2 separate regions of the Homo sapiens genome follow, and region 2 is linked to region 1. Evidence: chromatin loops called from intact Hi-C (ENCODE). Cell type or tissue: endothelial cell of umbilical vein. All regions are shown on one strand.

The links. Peaks named below come from ENCODE experiments on the same cell type or tissue, not always from the same donor. Only the 100,000 strongest peaks of a DNase experiment are listed, where the experiment ranks them.
Region 2: a loop joins it to region 1, with 17 times the contacts of the local background. A loop is called at or near these places in 61 of 110 quality-filtered maps.

Annotation. Positions count from the first base shown.
Region 1 is chr12:117,873,991-117,876,490 of GRCh38, reverse strand. All of the region lies in intron 1 of KSR2 (kinase suppressor of ras 2), which reads left to right. Among named protein-coding and RNA genes, the nearest start is that of KSR2, 94 kb to the left of the region's middle. RefSeq lists an enhancer at 629-1,429. In endothelial cell of umbilical vein, a CTCF peak has its summit at 1,473 (motif pointing left); a DNase peak (open chromatin) is centred at 1,480.
Region 2 is chr12:118,033,911-118,036,410 of GRCh38, reverse strand. It overlaps WSB2 (WD repeat and SOCS box containing 2), which reads left to right. Exons shown (of 9, transcript NM_018639.5): 6 at 1-73; 7 at 1,087-1,197; 8 at 1,318-1,425; 9 at 2,053-2,500. The coding sequence ends at 2,215. It also overlaps a transcript of RFC5 not described here. Among named protein-coding and RNA genes, the nearest start is that of RFC5, 18 kb to the right of the region's middle. RefSeq lists enhancers at 679-728, 739-798. In endothelial cell of umbilical vein, a CTCF peak has its summit at 958; no DNase peak of the experiment used is centred here; H3K27ac peaks cover 554 bases.

The DNA of each region.
Region 1 (2,500 bases):
GCAATAGTGAGACAGCGGAGAGGGGGGCTCTTCCTTCCTGCAGAGGCAGCTGCCTGTGTTCCAGCATTCGGCGGGACTGCCCCAGACTGTTGGGTCCCTCTGCCTGGCCTCAGGGATCCGGTTCTCATTGGGATCCAGGGCTGGGGAGAGAAGGAAGGGCGCCTCTCCCAGGCCTCCAGCCCTCCCTCAGCAGGGGATTTTCTTGTGGATGCAAATTGGCCGGTTACTTGAGACGTTCTCCAGTCAAATAATTCTCTCCCCCGTCAGCTGGGCCGCCAAGCGCCAGGGATGTTATGACAATGGTCGCCCTGGCAACGGCGGGAAGGCGTCGGGGCTGCTGGCTGTGGCTGCCGCGATTTCATTACCCGCACGGGGTCTGCTCACCCGAGAACCTTAATAACACAACCAGGGACCCGGTCCTGCAGGTGCACTGTGCCCGCTTGGAAAAGGACTTGGGATTTATTTTTAGTGGCCTGGCGTTTAACCACCAAGGATGTTGGTTTATTGAAAGACCAAGAAAAATGTATTGAGCACCGACTGTATGCCAGGCACGGATCTGAACGCTGGGGAAATGACAGGCAAAGCCCGTGCTCTCTTGAGCTGACATGATGGGTGTGTGGTGGTGGTGGGGGGGAGGCGTAACCATGGAAACCAATAAACAGGATGATTTGTGAGATAGCAAAGTGCCACCAAGGAAAGAAAGCAGGGCGGCGTGATGGTGGCATTGAGAGGAGCTTGGGCAGAGGTGACACCTGAAGGAACGGAAAGGGCTGTTTATGCCTAAAGCTGACAGAAGAGCTCTCGCCGGTGGGACAAGCAAGTTCAAAGGCTGGAGCTCTTTGCTGCTCATGTGTACCTTTAGGGAGAAGGCAGCGATTATGGGGTGCTGACGGGCAGTCCTGAGGGACACAGAGGGCTCTGGAGCCTGCCTCTTTATGTGTGTGACCATAAGGCCAGCCCTGTTCCATTACTGAGCCTCAGTTTTCTCGTGTGTAAAATGGGCTGAGAGCCAAGCCCCTTCCCTTGGCGCTGCTGCGAGGTTTACACCAGGGATGGTTCTTGCAAGGGCCTGGTCCCTAGAAGGCCCCCATGGTGTCCTGCATTCCCTCCCAGCTTTCACGGACTCCGCTTTCGTTCTTAAAAAAAAAAAAAAAAAATAGCACCTAAGGGGTGAGGATTTGGAGCTCTGTCAAACCCAACGGCCAGGACGTTCCCGGAGGTCTCTGGGTTGGATTTGGGTTTAGATTCGGAGTGAAAAGTTCCCCATTTCACATTAGGGATTTCAGACACAATTATTTTTAGCTCTGTCACATGTCTTGACTTTTTGATTTTTTTTGTTGTTGTTGTTTATGCTGCTAAATTTACCGCCATGCTAATACAGAGTACAGTAATAAGGCGCTGCGGATGCTCGGATGGGCCAAGGCCCGGAAAATTTTCCATCTGTCGTGGAAGGTGCCAGGCTGCCCCCTGGTGTGGAGATGGAAAATTACACCTCCGGGCTCCAGCTCCGTCGGATTTCCGCAACCTGTGATCCCTCTAACCCCAGGCCCAGGGGACCTCATTCTACACCTGGGCAGTGCAGAGTCAGACGGTGGGCTCGGCTTAGATGTGCTATTTCCAAAAGTCCTGTGTTTCTTTATTTGAAGATGGAACCTTTGGGTTTTTTTTTTTCTTCTTCTTCTTCAGTTTGGCTCTGCATGGACTTGAATTGAGGTCGACCTAAATATCAATTAGGCCGCCTGGCAGGGTGAAGCCATACAAAGGCCCTTTTCTAATTGTGCTTCTCAACCGTTGATGGTCTGTTTCAGCAGAGAATCGTGAAGAGAGCACGGGACTGGGAACTAGAGGTCCTGAGTTCAAATCACGATCCCGATGCTGCTTTATCTGTGTGATCACGGGCACAATTCCAGCAATTCCAAGGCCTGGTTTCCCCATCTGTAGAATGATATTTACAATCGGGCCAGGTACTGTGGCTCATGCCTGTAATTCCAGCACTTTAGGAGACCAAGGCAGGAGGATTGCTTGAGGTCAGGAGTTTGAGGCCAGCCTGGGCAACATAGCAAGACTCTACCTTTACAAAAAATGAAAAAATTAGCTGGGTGTGGTGACACACGCTTGTGGTCCTAGCTACTTGGGAAGCTGAGGTGGGAGGATTGCTTGAGTTCAGGAGGTTGATGCTGCAGTGAGCTATGATTGTGTCACTGCACTCCAGCCTGGACAACAGAGCAAGACCCTGTCTCAAAACAAGTTGAAAAAAAAAATCTAACACTCACTTCAGCATTGTCATGATACTCAAGGAACCATTCTGGAAAATAATTTATTTAGAGATGTTGGTAGATTAAGATGAATACCTGAAATTCACCGAGTAGAAGGGTCAGTGCCTTTCCCGCCTTCTGCGGTAAAGAAAGAATCAGCTTTATCTTTTCTGACATTTTGCAGCCAATACTTTTGTGAAATAGAATAAAGATGATTTGCGAGGGAAATGAAATGCAAAAAAACG
Region 2 (2,500 bases), 160 kb before region 1:
TTGTCACGGCTTCTTACGATACCAATGTGATTATGTGGGACCCCTACACCGGCGAAAGGCTGAGGTCACTCCAGTAAGGACTGAATCCCTGCTATGACTTTTTTGTGGGGGGACTGATGAGGAACCTGCCTGGGATTAGACATGTCTCTTTTAGAATCTGGGACATGGGAGGGGACAAGCTGGATAAAAAGGCACAGTGGGTCTCTTTTGAGACGGAGTCTCGCTCTGTCACCCAGGCTGGAGTGCAGTGGCGCAATCTTGGATCACTGCAACCTCCACCTCCCGGGTTCAAGCGATTCTGCTGCCTGAGCCTCCCGAGTAGCTAGGACTACAAGCGTGCGCCACCAGGCCTGGCTAATTTTTGTATTTTTATTAGAGATGGGGTTTCACCATGTTGGCCAGGCTAGTCTCAAACTCCTGACCTCAGGTGATCCACCGCCTCAGTCTCCCAAACTGCTATTATAGGCATGAGCCACTGCGCCTGGCCTGGTTCATTGCTTCTTAGTGATGCCTTGTCAATTAAGCCCTCTCAAGTAGCTTTGAGTGTCTTCCAGTCTCCTGATTCAGGTGGCTGTGTGTACTTCTTCGGAATCAGCATTATGAAGCCTCAATATGACTCTTTATTTCCATTTACTAATAACTGTAGTAACAAGTTCAGAAAGAGCCTCTTATCGAAACTGTGCTTTCCAAAATGAGTTTCATGTTCTCACAAACTTGGTCTCCTTTTTCCTTTTGTGTCTGTTGTTTTATGAAGCAAATAATAGGCAGTCCTATAATTATCATGTATCTTAGCCTAAAAAAGACTTGCAGTTTCTACTGTGGCATTAAAGTGAGGGCTGACCTACTTTGCATAAGCAAATTAGCACAAGGAAGTGTTAGTAACCCTTCATCCACAGGACACCTGGAGCCTTCTGAGATACCCTTTTTTTTCCCAGTGTGCAAATCCCAAGCTTTTCCACGAGGGGCACACAATGCATCTTGAGCCCTTTTGTAGCCAGGGCAGTTTGGCTTCCTGCCTAGGGTGATGATGGAGGGTGGAGAGCAGCCATCACTCCAGGCCTGCCATCCTGTTTCTTTCCTTCCCAGCCACACCCAGGTTGACCCCGCCATGGATGACAGTGACGTCCACATTAGCTCACTGAGATCTGTGTGCTTCTCTCCAGAAGGCTTGTACCTTGCCACGGTGGCAGATGACAGGTAACGAAGAGAACTCTCTTTACATGGCCTCAGAACAAGTGCTTGCAAGTAATGGCAGCAAGGCCCTCTTGGTCTGGCCCTGGGTCAGCTAATATCCAGATGTTCTCTCTCCCCATCCAGACTCCTCAGGATCTGGGCCCTGGAACTGAAAACTCCCATTGCATTTGCTCCTATGACCAATGGGCTTTGCTGCACATTTTTTCCACATGGTGGAGTCATTGCCACAGGGTATGTATTTGTTAGCTGAACAGATGGGTGGTGCTTTCTGCTGAGTATACCATGGAGCTTTTTAAGGAAAGAAACCATCTAGAATTTTCTTGCCTATGAGGAAAGCTTTAAGGCAATTCAAGATTATATAAAACTCAAATGATCGATTTTGCTAATAACGGTGTCCCATTTTCTCTGAATATTTAACCTAAATGTAATTAAAGATCTGTAAGTCATGCCACCTAATGGGCCAAGTTCACAAGGGAGAATAAAATTGAGATGATGCATAATATATGGGAAACCATTTAGGGCTAAAAGACCACTTTACAGGTAACATCTATAATTCAGTAGGTGGCACTCTTCCCCCTTATACTTTTGAACTAACTGTGGTCAGATTTAGAAAGGGCTGTGCCGAGAGAGAGACAGAGAGAGCGCTTTGGTATCACAGGTGTCTTGAGTTTTTCTAATCCTATCAGCAGCTTTAATTATTCAGCACCACAATTTTACATCCATTTCCACAGTCAGGGTTACATTTCACTCTCCGAAGTCTCCTGCTCTTTGCAGTCAAAACAGAAACATGAGTATTCATCCTCATGAAAACATGAACATCCAAGCTCTGTCTTAGCATCGGTTTCTGTTTCATTTTAGGACAAGAGATGGCCACGTCCAGTTCTGGACAGCTCCTAGGGTCCTGTCCTCACTGAAGCACTTATGCCGGAAAGCCCTTCGAAGTTTCCTAACAACTTACCAAGTCCTAGCACTGCCAATCCCCAAGAAAATGAAAGAGTTCCTCACATACAGGACTTTTTAAGCAACACCACATCTTGTGCTTCTTTGTAGCAGGGTAAATCGTCCTGTCAAAGGGAGTTGCTGGAATAATGGGCCAAACATCTGGTCTTGCATTGAAATAGCATTTCTTTGGGATTGTGAATAGAATGTAGCAAAACCAGATTCCAGTGTACTAGTCATGGATCTTTCTCTCCCTGGCATGTGAAAGTCAGTCTTAGAGGAAGAGATTCCACTTGCACGGCAACAGAGCCTTACGTTAAATTTTCAGTCCAGTTATGAACAGCAAGTGTTGAACTCTTTCTGCTTG